Linked DNA regions of Mus musculus: region 2 is linked to region 1. A link is a contact called in ENCODE Hi-C or POLR2A ChIA-PET data. All regions are on one chromosome and are shown on one strand. Each heading gives the region's core, a stretch centred on a gene start or an enhancer-like site at or near the end of the contact. The rest is flanking DNA. Distances are from core to core; before and after follow the strand shown. Region 1 holds the start of Kcnc1 (potassium voltage gated channel, Shaw-related subfamily, member 1). Region 2 overlaps Sergef (secretion regulating guanine nucleotide exchange factor).

Region 1 (6,473 bases), core at 3,344-5,843:
TCTCTCTCTCTCTCACACACACACACACACACACACACACACACACACACGCACACACACACACACACACAAATAAACCATTTCTCAACCCACATACAATCTCACATCCAGTTTCTTTGACACAAGTATCTCTCTTACAGTCACACACACACACACACCACACAGGCACACACGCATGTGCTCCCAGAGTCACATCCACTAACATATTTTTATCCTTACACACGAGGAGTCTCTCACACACCCACACAGAATCTCACACACAAGCCTTTCTAGTTTTTGTTTTACACACACAGACTATATCACACATGAGATTTGTGTCTGAAATCTAGAAAGAAAGAAAGAAAAAAAAACCCTAAACCCAGACCCACCAATCTGAGAAGGCTTTTCCAGGCTGTGAGGGGGAGGAGTAAAGAAAGGTGACAGCGGGCGGGCGGGCATCGGCAGAGCAGAGATGGAAGGGGGAGGAGGTGGGCAGCAGGCTGGTCTCTGCGCAGGGCTGCAGCAAGGCAGCGCAATGCAGCTCGGCCAGCCAGGCAGGCAGGCAGCAGGAGCCTGGTTCTAATCCCAGCTCTCCCTTCACTTCCACTCCTTCTATGGGTCTCAGTGTCCTCGTGTGATACCCATGCCTGTGGCCTCTCCAGGAGGCTACCAGAAAAGACAGTAGTTCTGCAATCCTGAGTGCTACCCACCAATACCCTCCTGCACCCCAGTGTCCTCCCCCCCACCTCTGACTGTCCAGCTTCTCCCTGCATGGGTTCTTCAGTAGATGCTCACGTGAGAGTTTCCTGACTTATGGTTTCATACAGACAGGTCCTCAAGCTGTGCTTAGGTGGTTGGTCTATCTGTCTCCATTGAGTGAAGGCCACCTCATAGCCTAGGAATGGCCTGTGGGTGGAGAAAATGGTGTAGGAGGACGGATACACCTTACTGACCCTCACATACCCTGAAACATGGGTACATTGACCAAAGTAGAGTCCACAGTGGCAGGTGGAGGGGCTCAGCCTTCTGCAACTACCTTAAAGAAGTTGGGCCTACTTCAGGCCAAGGTCAAATGTGAGTGGAAGGGCTGCTCTAACCCAGGTCTTGGCCTAGCCTGCGGGTATCTCTCTCCCAGTGTATGCTGGCTCATTCTCCCAGTCCCAGGTTCCAGCCCCTCCCCACAGCTCAGCATAGCCTCCAGTTACATAATCCTCTAGCTGTAGTGGCCTCTGTCATCAAGGAGACAGGGAAGAGGAGAGGCCACCTCTAGTGGTCCCTGGCCTTTCTGGAGAGTAGCAGAGAGTTGGTGGCCATCTCAAGGAAGAATAGGGTCCCAGGAGGCTCTGGTTCAAATTTTACTTGGCCTTCTGCTTCCTACCTGACCTTGGCCAAGATCCTCAGTGGCAACATGGGAGACCAAGTGCTCTCCATTTCTACCCACAATACCTGTTCTAGGATTCAAGGTATGAGGTTTTGAACTGCTGCCCCCACCCCGTATGTCATTCTGTTTTATATTAGCATTAAATCTGTCAGGTGTCTGCCTGTACAGCCCTTCCTTGTCCTTGGGCACCTCAGAACCCTCCCCCTAGCTCCCAAATTTTGTTTGTCCACTGATTTGCTGATTTCAGCTTCTCCTTATTCCTCACCCCCATGCCAGCTCTGGCTCAGTTGCCTGTCTGCAAAAGAGAAGGGCCTGGGGCAGTAAGTAGATGGGCAGAGGTAGTGTTTTGCCTGGAAGGGGCAGAGGTGGCTTATAGACAGGGAGGGACTGTTTCAGATTGCCAACTCTACACATCTCTCTCATCCTTGGTACTCTTCAGGCCAGAGAACAGAGCCCAGGAAGACCTGGAGTGTGTCTTCCACGGTAGCTCTCTCTCTGGGGTCTCTTTCTTGGTCTCAGCAACAGATGGCCCATCAAATGGCCCTTGCAGTCCACCACTCTCCCCATTTTGCAGAAGAAACTAATCCAGGGAGGCCATCTGAAGGGCCAAGGTCAGCAACAGGATATCCTTTCTCCCTTGTAACAATTTGCTGTTTCTAAAGGGGTGTGGCTGAGGAAGACACACCCACTTCACACACTTCTGGGTTCATTCCCCTTAAGGTTTTCCTCTCTGCCAGCCTCTTCCCAGGGGCCAGAGAAAGCAGGAGCTTATGGCTTGGACCTCCCCCAGGCTCTTCCCAGTACGGGGAAGGCAGCTGTTCCAGAGACCACCATTCTCTTATCTCCCGCACCCAGCCCAGATCCACACCAACTACCAAGCTCTTAACTATGAGTAGTCGCAAGACCACTTCCTCAAATGGCTTAAAGGTGGTCCCTGAGGTCTGTCTCTAGCTTCCCAGCAGGCTAAGACACTGTTTCTACTCCAAAGGCTCCCTGACCTAGGAAGAAGGAAGGAGTCTCCCCATCTTTCCCAAACCAAAGGGCAATTCATGCCTTCATGATGTACATCACTAACGGGCACTAACCAGAGTGTGGGGGTGTCACGCACACTCAAACACACACATATGCTCACTTGTTCCTACAGACTTTATCCATCCAAATACACACCAGCGCACAGTTACATAAATATGCATGCACAGCACACACACACACACACACACACACACACACACACACACACACACACTTTCATATACAACCGGCAACACAAACTCATGTATATAAACCCAGTTATCATGGCAAAATCACCCCTTCTCTTACACACGTACACGTACACACCCCCTTCGTGTTCAGAACACTCTGGGCACTCACTGTCCACTGCACCCTGCCCGCAGGAAGCGGCAAAGGCTGCCTTTCCGGGTCAGGTTCTTCCGATGGATAAGCAGTCACTTACCCGCGCGTAGCGGGATGAGTAGGGGTCCTCGAACAGCGCCCAGATGCGCGGTTGCCAGCGGCGCCAGAAGCCGCCAGGCCGGCCATCTGGGGAGTCACTGAGTGCCAATCTCTTGGTCATCTCCAGCTCGTCCTCGCCGTCGCCCGAGTCGCCGGGGCCGTCGGCGTCCGCGTCGTCGGCGCTGTTGTCCAAGGGCGCACCGCCAAAGCTGTCCAGCGCCTCCTCAGCGTCTCGGTGCTGGCGATAGGTCATCCAGCAGCAGGGCTCCACGTCCGTCTCGTCGATGCCCCAGAAGGCCAGCTCCTCCTCGTAGAGCGGCCCGCACACGTCGGCCGGGCAGTGAAGCTTGCCGGTGCGGTAATAGTTCAGGATGTGAGCGAAGACGCCCGGGTGGCGGTCGAAGAAGAACTCGTCGGCACGCGGGTCATAGTCGAAGTGGCTGTGGGCGTCCGGCTCTGCCAGCCAGGCAAGCCGCGTGCCGGGCAGCGTGCGCAGCGTCGAGCGGTACGTCTGGTGGCGCGTGCCGCCCACGTTGATCACGATGCGCTCGCTCTCGTCCCCTTGGCCCATCGCGGCGCCCCCTTAGGCATGGCGCGGCCCAGCGACACCCATGGGAGCTGCCGCCAGGGGGAGTTGGCGACGGGGAGGGGGGCGCAGGGCCTCTTCCCCCCTCCCCCCAGCCGTCGGGGGGCACAGAGGACCGCGGCTCTGGCCACCCACCCCAACCAACGAGCCAAGCTCCCTCAGGGGGAGCTGTCAGGCAGGTGCGGGTCCAGGGGTGTGTGCACGGGCTCCCTAGGGTCTTTAAGGCGCCTAGTGTGAGAGGGAGCTGGCCTGGCTGCGGAGGAGGCAGTGGAAGAGAGGAGGGAGGTAAAGAGGGAGGGAGGAAGGGAGTGGGGCGGCGCTCAGCGGCGAGGCCCGGGAGGAGGGGAGAGAGGATGGGGGGGCCGGGCTCCCGGTATCATCTCAGCGGGAAAATGGAGAAACCGACACAAAGCTTTTTAGGGGAAGGTCAGCTGCTCCGTTTCGGGGGCCGGACCGATAGACCAGCCCCAGCTGGGAAAGAGGGGGTTACGAGAAATCCGCGCTTGGCTCTGCGGTGGTCGCTGCAGCGCGCTCCCGGTGCGGTGGGGACGGATGCGGCTTGCTCTCCTCCCTGCGTGACCGGTCCCCTTCGGCTCTCCTTGCCTATCTGCCTACTCCCCTCGGTGGCGGGTGAAGCTGCCTGACCTCCCTCCTCGTTCCTTCTCCCCGCCTCCCGGAGGGGATGGCGGGTCCCCTGGGTAGGGGCACCAGGGTGCTGCCCCGCGGGGCGGCCGCTGAGCGCAGCACCTTGTGCGCTCGGGCTGGGTCAGGGGTTCCGCTGGGCTGCGTTGGGACTCAGGCTTCCGCGGCGGTGCTGAAGGGACAGCTCCCGGACGGCTGCGGAGCTGCGCTGGGCCGAGCGAAGGTTCTCCCGGCCGGGTTTGCTTGGCGGGGCCGGCGGGCACTGGCTCCGGTGTCTCTGCGCCCCGCACTCCGCTCTCTGCTCTAGGAGGGCGGGTGGCGCTGGCAGCCGAGGCGAGGGGCGCTGCCGAGGTCGGGCCCGGTAGGCGGGGGTGGCAGGTCCGGGCGCGGCGCAGCGAGACTGGCGAGGCCAGGGAGGCGAGGCGCGGAGCGGCCACCGCCGCCACCGCCGCCGCCGCGCCGCTGCTGCCTCCGGGCTGCTGCTCCGCTGCCTGCTCGCTTGCTCGTTCGCGCGGTCCGCGTCCAGCCCGCGGCTCTCCGGACACGGGCACACGGCGCGCGCAGCCGCACTCGCCCCCGGAGGGAGGCGCCGCGCTGGGTCCTAAAAAGCCCTGATTCTGCGCCCCCCTCCGAGGCCGGCACCGAACCCCGCCTCCCTCAACCCTGGCGCTGGGGGCGCCCGCCCTTCGTTGCCTCTTGCTCGGTGGGGACCCGCCGACGCTCCGCCCTAGGGGAGCTCCACTTGTTGGGCGGAGGCTCCCAGCGACGTCTGGGCCCGCGCCCCCGTCACACCGAGGTGAGAAGGGCGGCGGCCAGCTCCTCTTCTAACCCAGGAGCCATCTGATACCCTGAGCAGACAAGCCATTCCTTGACCAGGACGAGACTGACCTCTTAAGGAATCTTTTAATACCGACCCTTCCCGGGGAAGCCTGAAGGCCCAATGATTCTTTCAGAGATAACTTCTTACAGGGACTGTAAAATAATACCTTTTTCACCATCCCTCTGTCCTAACTCACCATTAATGATCAATCCCGAGCCCCTCTTGATCCCTTTGGCCCCTTTCAGGCCTTGAACCCTTCCTGATTCTAGGGTGGCTTAGTCACAACCATGACAGACAGACCTCAGTTTACCCAGAAAACTGAACTACCTTATGAAAACATGCACAAAGACTGCTCAGCCCCTTGAATACTGGCGGCCTCGCTCCCCTTCAGGCACTCTGGGTGGTGAGCCATGCATGTCCAGGGCTGTGGTCCCTACATACTGGAAGTTAATGCTGGGGACAGAGATCGTATTTCTAACTTCAAAGTCCTTCTGGCCCACGCTTGCCACTCACCCCTAGGTTTATTTAATCAACAGTCATTAGCTCTCATTCCGTACTTGCTCCAGATTCTCTACCAAGTACAAAAATCACACGGGACAAGTCAGACCCAGCTCTCAACCTCCAGGGACTCCCAGCTTTTTAAAGAAGTGAGCAGGTGGGATTGAGAGGGACTGGAAGGTCAGGCCCAGCTCCAGAGGCCACTGGGCTATGAAAGATGCTTATTGATTCCTGTCCACTACAATCGAACAGGCTGCCCCGGCACAGGGGATTTAATTAAGAAGCGAGAGACTCTTACCTGTTGGCTAACAGTGCAGATAGCTGTCTGTCTATACTGACCCCCAGGCACTGTTGCGAGCCTAGGGACAAACCTGTGACCTATCTCCCCACCTGATCGTGGGAATCACAGCACTAATTAAAACAGATCTTCATGTCACAGGGGGAAAGTGCGGGGAGGTAGAGAGGGGGTGAGAGGCGGGAGGCAGAGAGGCAGAGTTATCAGAAAGGGGCAGAGATGGACAGACAAAGAGGAGAAAAGTCTGAGGAGACCTCTTCCCTCCAGAAACTAATCACAGCGTTCCTCCAGACAGCCATTCCCTTTGGTCTCAGAGTGAGGCAGGATAGATGGCTTTCAGTGCCCTTCTCTCTCTGGCCAGAGTCTGTCCCATCTCCTGGTCCAGAGTGATGCACCTCCAGCCTGGCCCTGATTCAGATCCCTAGGACAGTGGCTTTCAGGATGCTCAGCCCAATCCTAAGATTAATAGAGACCCCGGAAGTGAGATTTTTTTTAAAAAGAGGCATGCAGAGACAAGGACATGTACAATCTCAGCTGTGAACGGTCAAGAGGCAGACCGACAAAGGGGCTTCCCTAGACTCTTCCTCAGGAAACCTGAGGAGCCAGCCACAGGGGCTCAGGCTGCCCCCTCTTCCCTGTCTGCAAAGCCACATAGGAGCAGAGCTTGGCTCTCCAAATGTCTCTCTAGTTCAGCTCTCTTTATCAAAGGACTGCGTGTGCCTCCAGAGCTTCTTTCCACAGAGCCCTAGACAGGGAAGCCCCTCACTGAAGTCGAAGTGATTCGCAAAAGGAAACCGGCTGGGACCCTAGAGTCCTGGCT
Region 2 (6,553 bases), core at 2,378-4,877, 86 kb before region 1:
CAGAGTGATTGGACATTTGGCCAGGATCCAAAAGAGAAGAAGGAAGAAGGGCTATCCTTTGCCGAGGTCTAACCCAGGTAGGTGGCCTTGACAGTGATGCTGTGAGGCCATCCCATGAGCAGCTGCCCAGTGAGCTTCTGGGAAGGGAAGTGCGTTGTTTCATTAAGAGGATAATTGTCTCTCTAGCTCCTTAACGTGTCTTCAGTAAGTGAGCCTTCCTGTGGGGTGGACTCCCAGACAGGTAATTGACAGGCCCAGCTGGATTAATTATTCCTTAATATAATATTTGATTGGTTCTGAGGGAGTTTCATACATGCATACAATGTATTTTGTTCATAGTCACTCTCTACTTCTCCCCCTAGACTCCTCTGGGAGCCGCCTCTCCCAACTTCACACCCTCCTCCTTTTTAATAACCCATCGAGTCTAGTTTTGCTGTCCATATACACATGGGAGTGCGGAAAAATAATCTTTTTAATATAGAAGGTGACTAAGCTTGAGTAGAAAAAAATTATGATTGGAAACTGATCACATTTCACTGGAGGGCATGGTGACTTTAGGATGTCCTTAACTAGGCTAACCTGCATCAACCTCTTTGGACATCAGGCTTGCCCACCTCTGCTGGTCTGAGGACAATGGTTTGCTTCTTACCCTTTCCGGTTCTTCCTTTACCTGACCATTTGAAACAGGATGGTGTTGGAGAAGAGCCTAAGGAGATGTGTGGACAGCCTAGGTGAGAGTCTTCCTCCTAGGAAGCAGCTCACAGACTTCTGTATGTTTAGATGTCATATTCACATGTATAGGTGAGATAGTTTTGTTTAATATGCATACTTTATCCATTGCTTAATTAAGACACTTGGTATTAAATATGTATGCACATGTTGAAGACATGATGTCAAGCCAGAAAAGACCTCTGGTTCTTGGGCGTGATAACCCTACACCCATCTAATCTGACTGTATTGTGATCTTAGAAAGACCAAACAAGTGAGGGGGATTTTCTGAATACTAAGTCTGCAGGACACGGGGTTGTTGGGGCTCCCTCTACAGCTGCCACTCCTCAGCCTGTCCCAATGGACAGTGCCTACATCCCCTCCCCTAGGCAGTGTGGTCTGGTTTGTTAGATGATTGCATCTCTCTGGCCCAGGTAAGTAGGTGAGGGAGGTAAATGTTAGAGTGAATCTGTGTCCTACAGAGTGGCCAGGAGAGCAGGGACGGATGGGCAATGGAGTCAGTCATCCTGGCACCCCGTGGCAGGACCCACGATGTCTATGAGGATCATTTGCCTAATGAAAACCCAGGCTCAAGAGCTAATGAACCCAGCGTGGTGGTCACCATCGCACAGCCCTGCACAGTGTAGTGAAGGGAGAAGATGTTGACACAAGATATTGGTTTTCAGGAAGCTGGCATTCCAGACTCTGTGGAGCCCAGGCTTCCTTACAGCCGGAGCACATGGTGACTTGTTGGGGACAGGTGTTAGGTGGGGTGGGGAGACTCCAGGATCTTGCTGGGTAAATGGTAGACTAAAAACCACTCCCCTAAGATTCTTTGATTTTGTCTTTGATTTTTATATTTATTTGTGTTCACATGTATGTATGCATGGCCTATGTAGACATGTTTGTGTGCATGCGTTCCTGTGTGTACATGCATGTACCTGCAGGTGTATGTGCACCTGAACGTGAAGGCCAGGGATTGACATTGGGTGTCTTCTTCTATCACTCTCTACCTGAATGTTTGAGTCAGGGTTTCACATTGTTCTTGGTTCAGTTAAGCTGACTGTCAAATAAGCTTCAGGAATCTTCCTTCACACTGGAACATCTAGCTATTTCCCTTCCCTTCCCTTCTTCCCTTCTTCCCTCCTTCCCTCCTTCCCTCCTTCCCTCCTTCCCTCCTTCCCTCCTTCCCTCCTTCCTTCCTTCCTTCCTTCCTTCCTGTCTCCCCCTCCCCTCTCCTCCCCCTCTCCCTCCTTCTCTCCCTCCTCCCCCTCCTCCTCCTTTCTTCTTCTTTGCCTAGATATCTGGTTGTCTGTGCTTTCATTCTAAGCACTTTACTGACTGAGCCTCCTCTCCAGCCCTGTGGCATTGCTTTTCATCTTGAAAAGTAAGCTGAATTTATGCAAGAATTAGTACACCCTTGACATCAGAGGAGGGAGGCTAAATCTTTACTCCATGCTTCCTGCTCTGTGACCAGCAAATCACTTACTGAGCCTTTTTCTCTGTTGAACGTAGTTTACCCAACCTTGTAGGTGTGTGTGTGTATGTGTGTGTGGTGTGTCTGTAGGCCTATGTTTGTCTGTGTGAGTGTGTGTGTGTGTCTGTAGGTCTCTGTGTGTGAGTGTGTATGTGTCTGTAGGTCTGTGTCTGTGTGTGTGAGTGTGTGTGTGTGTGTGTGTGTGTGTGTGCGTGTGTGTTTATGGGGGTCAGTTGAGTTCAGCACTGTAACCATCAGCCAGAATGCAAGAAGTGGAGAAGCCCATGGGGCCTTGAGCAGCTGGCAGCTCTGCGGAGCGTGTGCATGGCTGGGGTCACATGCTCTGAAGAAGAACATTCGTGGCTCCCAAGAGCACAAATGCAAGGCATTCGTCAACTCCCTGGCAACCCGGATGACTAGGACACTCTGTCCTGTCTCTCCCCGCGGGCTGACACTCTTTTAGTCCAGAGCCCACCTGGCTTGGCTTCCGTAGAAGGAACTCTTTCAGGTGCTGACGGCCACTGTCTGCAATCTGACCCTGGGATAATTCAGTCCATGCCCCTCCCAGTACTGCTTCTCCAAAGAGGATCTGAGGAGTTACTTCCCCTGAAGCACAGTTCTCTATGTTAGGAGGTCCCTGCTGGCTCAGTCCTTGAAAACTGGAGGCTGCTTGCTGCCTGCAAAATCATTGACACCCCAAGCAAGGATCCAAGTCCCTACGTCACCACCTAGCACACGAGTCAAGCCAACCTGAAGACATTTTTTCCTGTTCAGGACATCCACGACAGCTTTCCAGGGCACATCCATCCATGCACTTGAGATTCTCATTGCTGGGTATTTTTTCCACCCAGCATCCTCACAGGCTCCATATGGTAGGCTTTTCCCCACCCCTCTGTTCACATTAAGATCATGGCTGCGCAGGGTGCAGTTGTGCGTCTGACCCTTGACAACACCGTTTCTCACATCCTAGCCTGACACAGTGAAAACAGCGTTGAGTAGCCATGTGACCTTGCACAAGCTGGTCAAGGTAAAGTGCGTAGTGTAGCAGTAGGTGGTCTGCACTGTGACTCGCTGTGTTCTCACAGTAGGTCTGCAAGGAGAGCCTGATTACAAGCAAGCACCCTGTGCTAAGGTGACTTTCCCTAAGTCCCATCATGTGAGAGTGTGGCTCCCTGGGAGGGTGCTGGTTAGGAACTGAGTGGGGCCTTGTGTGTACACTGCTCAGCACAGAGCCTGGCATGGGAGGGGCTTGGCCCAGGCCTGCTTCCTTCCCTAGATCCCCTCTGTCCTGCTACACACTACTACATTTAGAAACTGAGCTCACGCTGAGTCCTCTCCATAGCTTCTCTACTGGGCTTGCCCCTCCCTCCCAGAGGCCACTCAAATCCCTTGTCTGAGCTCTGTCAGATGCTGTCTGTTAGGTCCTCTGCCAGTCCTGGAGACACTGTCCTTTGCTGGCTCAAGTACTGCAACCCTGACATTTGCCCCACCCTCCCTCTCCGCCCTGGGACTTTCCTCCTGTGCTCTGGGACTTAACTTCCTGCCATGCTAGGCTGGGAGCTTTCATGCTGTCACACTGTTTTGTGAGGAGTTAGGAACGGGCATGACCTGGGACCCTGGTCTGGGTTCTGTTTAAAACTCTCACGCTTGCTGATTTCTGTGTGGTGACTGAGGAGAATATGTAACAGGAAGATGGGAGCCCCATGGTTGGACCCCATGTGGGCAGGGGAGATAGCTGGGTGAGTAAGGTGCTTATGGCACAAGCCCGAGGACTGGTGACAGGGAGTTGTCACTATCCAAGGAACTAGGCGGTGGCCTAGACTGGGGCCCAGCGTGGAGAGAGAAACAAACATCTGGTAATTGTTGACATTGTGGAAGCCATCGACTGATCAGTCCAGCTAATGTAGATCCGAGGGACACCTGGGTTTTGGTCTGAACTGGGGATGAGGAAGAGTGAGAGGGCATCTCCTCGTGGTTGGTGGACTTTCGAGGTGGTAGACCTGACTGCCAGGCAGAAGACTATAGATAGAGGCTAGTTCTCGCACCTCTAAGAGACAGTTTAGGGAGGTGAAAGGGGGAAAGATCGTAAAGAATTCTTCATCCAGCAGTCCTTTGGCAAGGGCCTCATCTGGCCTAGTCTCCTGGGGGGCAGTGAGTAGAGGCAGCCTGGTCCCTAGAGGCAACCCAGTCCCATTCTTTTGTCTCTCACAGGAGGCAGATGTAGAGAGGTGAATCTGGAAGCAAAGGGGAGGGAAGGTGGGAGCTCAAAAGACAGAGTTAGCTTTTCCTAATGTTGTGGAAAGTCTTCAGACAACATCCTAGAAAAGACAATTTCCAGAATTTGTAAAGGCTCAGAATCCTGGGAAAAGACACATGTCTTAGGGTTTTACTGCTGTGAGCAGACACCATAACCAAAGACAACATTTAATTGGGGCTGGTTTACAGGTTCAGAGGTTCAGTCCAGTATCAAGGCAGGACTATGGCAACATCCAGGCAGGCATGGTGTAGAAGGAGCTGAGAGTTCTACATCTTGGTCTGAAGGTCCTTAGGAGAAGACTGACTTCGAAGCAGCTAGGAGGGAGGTCTCAAAGCCCACACCACAGGCCACACCTCCTCCAACAAGGCCACACCTCTTAATAGGGCCAAACATATTTAAGCACCATAACATGTGTCCAAGAAATAGAGCCAGGTCCTGGTGGCATATGTCTAGAATCTCAGGACCTTGGAAGCTGAGGCAGATGATAGTGAGTTTGGAACCAACCTATAATACATAGTGGTTCCAGGCCAATGTAAGACCTACATAGTGAGAGCCTTTCTGATAAAGAGAGGAGGGATTTGTAAATACCTCTTGTGGCTTAGATAGAGATTATGTGCTGGCATGTCATCAGTCAGCTTTCTGTCACTGTAACAAAGAGCCTGACGCAAGAGTGTATAATAGTAAAGCTTTGCTTTGGCGTCAGTAACTTATCAGCTGGCCCTGTTGGATTGAGACTATTGCACATTAGCACATTACAGCAGGGAAGCAGAAAGAGAGACTCGGCAGAGTCCCGCTGTTAATCCTCAAGGACCGACCACCAGGGGCCTATTCTCCTTCTCTTAGGACCCACATCTTAAAGGTTCTGCCCCCCTCTACTTCCAGCACTATGTGTTGAGGATCAGACCTTTAATACATGCCTCTTGGGAAACATTGCAATCTGGATTGTAACAGAGCAGATTTAGCCTGGTGTGTGCGAGTGCTGACTACCCGGTGAGGGACTTGTAGGTGTGTGTGTGTATGTGTGTGTGGTGTGTCTGTAGGCCTATGTTTGTCTGTGTGAGTGTGTGTGTGTGTCTGTAGGTCTGTGTGTGTGAGTGTGTATGTGTCTGTAGGTCTGTGTCTGTGTGTGTGAGTGTGTGTGTGTGTGTGTGTGTGTGTGTTTATGGGGGTCAGTTGGCGTGTCAGAGGTGTTGGACTTAATCTAGAAACTAACCAGCATCCTAGAGTCAGTGTCTAGTTGATAGAAAGCCAGTCGCTACCGCAGAACACTAAGCAGCCTCCCTCCTCCCCACCCCCACCCCCGGAATCTGGATGCAGCCACGGAAACATCCCCCACACAGCACTCCAGGTAGCCACTTCCAGTCAGAAGTGGAATTGGCAGGAGATGAGGCCCATTTGGCATTCCCAAAAGAACATGAGTCTGTGAATCTGCTTAAAGAGATCCAAGACCACATTCTTCCTTGAATTGCTTCATTAGCTCCCACTCTAGATTGCCTACATCATATAAGACAGTGGAAAACAGGAGCGGTGGGGAAACCCAGGACCCCCCGCCACAAGGGGAGGGCTAACCATTGGCACAGAGGTGAAAGTCTGAGCCTGGTCACTACTAAGACAGAAAGTCCATGGCTCTTGAGGAAGCCCAGCAGTCCTTGGATGGTAGGGAAGTGGAATGTCTGAGTAAATGAAAGAGGCAGTCTAACTCCTGGGTAGAAGGTAAAGGAGTCAGGAAGTAGCCATTAGTCTTTGAACTAATTACAGCCATGATGATCTTGGCAGCTCGGGATGCTCAGAGCCCACACAGGCTGGTGTGCCCAGTGGTTGGTTGAATAAATGAACATGGGGAAGAACTTATCTATCCAACCAGCTGACCATAAAATGTGGGTCCCAAGGCTGCTGTTGAGTTCTCAGCTCTGCTAAAACGCGGCTGTTTCCACTCCTCTGAATATTCCAGGACGGAACATAGAACATTTCCCAGCAAACCACATCATCACCCACTTCTGAAATGCCTCAATTTTATCAACATAAAATAGCAAAAACAATCACGACTCCACATCTCAGATCTGCCTTCTAAAAACAGAACCTGTGTCTGCCTCAGAGTTGTGAAGAAAATG

Evidence for each region. A loop is a pair of places that touch in the nucleus more often than their neighbours do. ChIA-PET counts read pairs that join two places held with the same protein, here RNA polymerase II (POLR2A).
Region 2: a loop to region 1 is called in a map of gastrocnemius, with 3 times the contacts of the local background. The contact joins the enhancer-like site here to the promoter of Kcnc1 in region 1. A Hi-C loop is called at or near these places in 1 of 37 maps with a recorded cell type or tissue (gastrocnemius). POLR2A ChIA-PET finds 5 or more read pairs at or near these places in 1 of 5 experiments (Patski).

Annotation. Positions count from the first base shown.
Region 1 is chr7:46,394,588-46,401,060 of GRCm38, reverse strand. Kcnc1 (potassium voltage gated channel, Shaw-related subfamily, member 1) reads right to left here and starts at 4,593. Exons shown (of 4, transcript NM_001112739.2): 1 at 2,814-4,593. The coding sequence starts at 3,383.
Region 2 is chr7:46,479,270-46,485,822 of GRCm38, reverse strand. The region is part of intron 10 of Sergef (secretion regulating guanine nucleotide exchange factor); the gene reads left to right. Among named protein-coding and RNA genes, the nearest start is that of Kcnc1, 86 kb to the right of the region's middle. Within about 2 kb of position 3,627, at least 1 of the 3 ENCODE cell types and tissues checked has a DNase peak (open chromatin) inside an H3K27ac peak, as active enhancers do.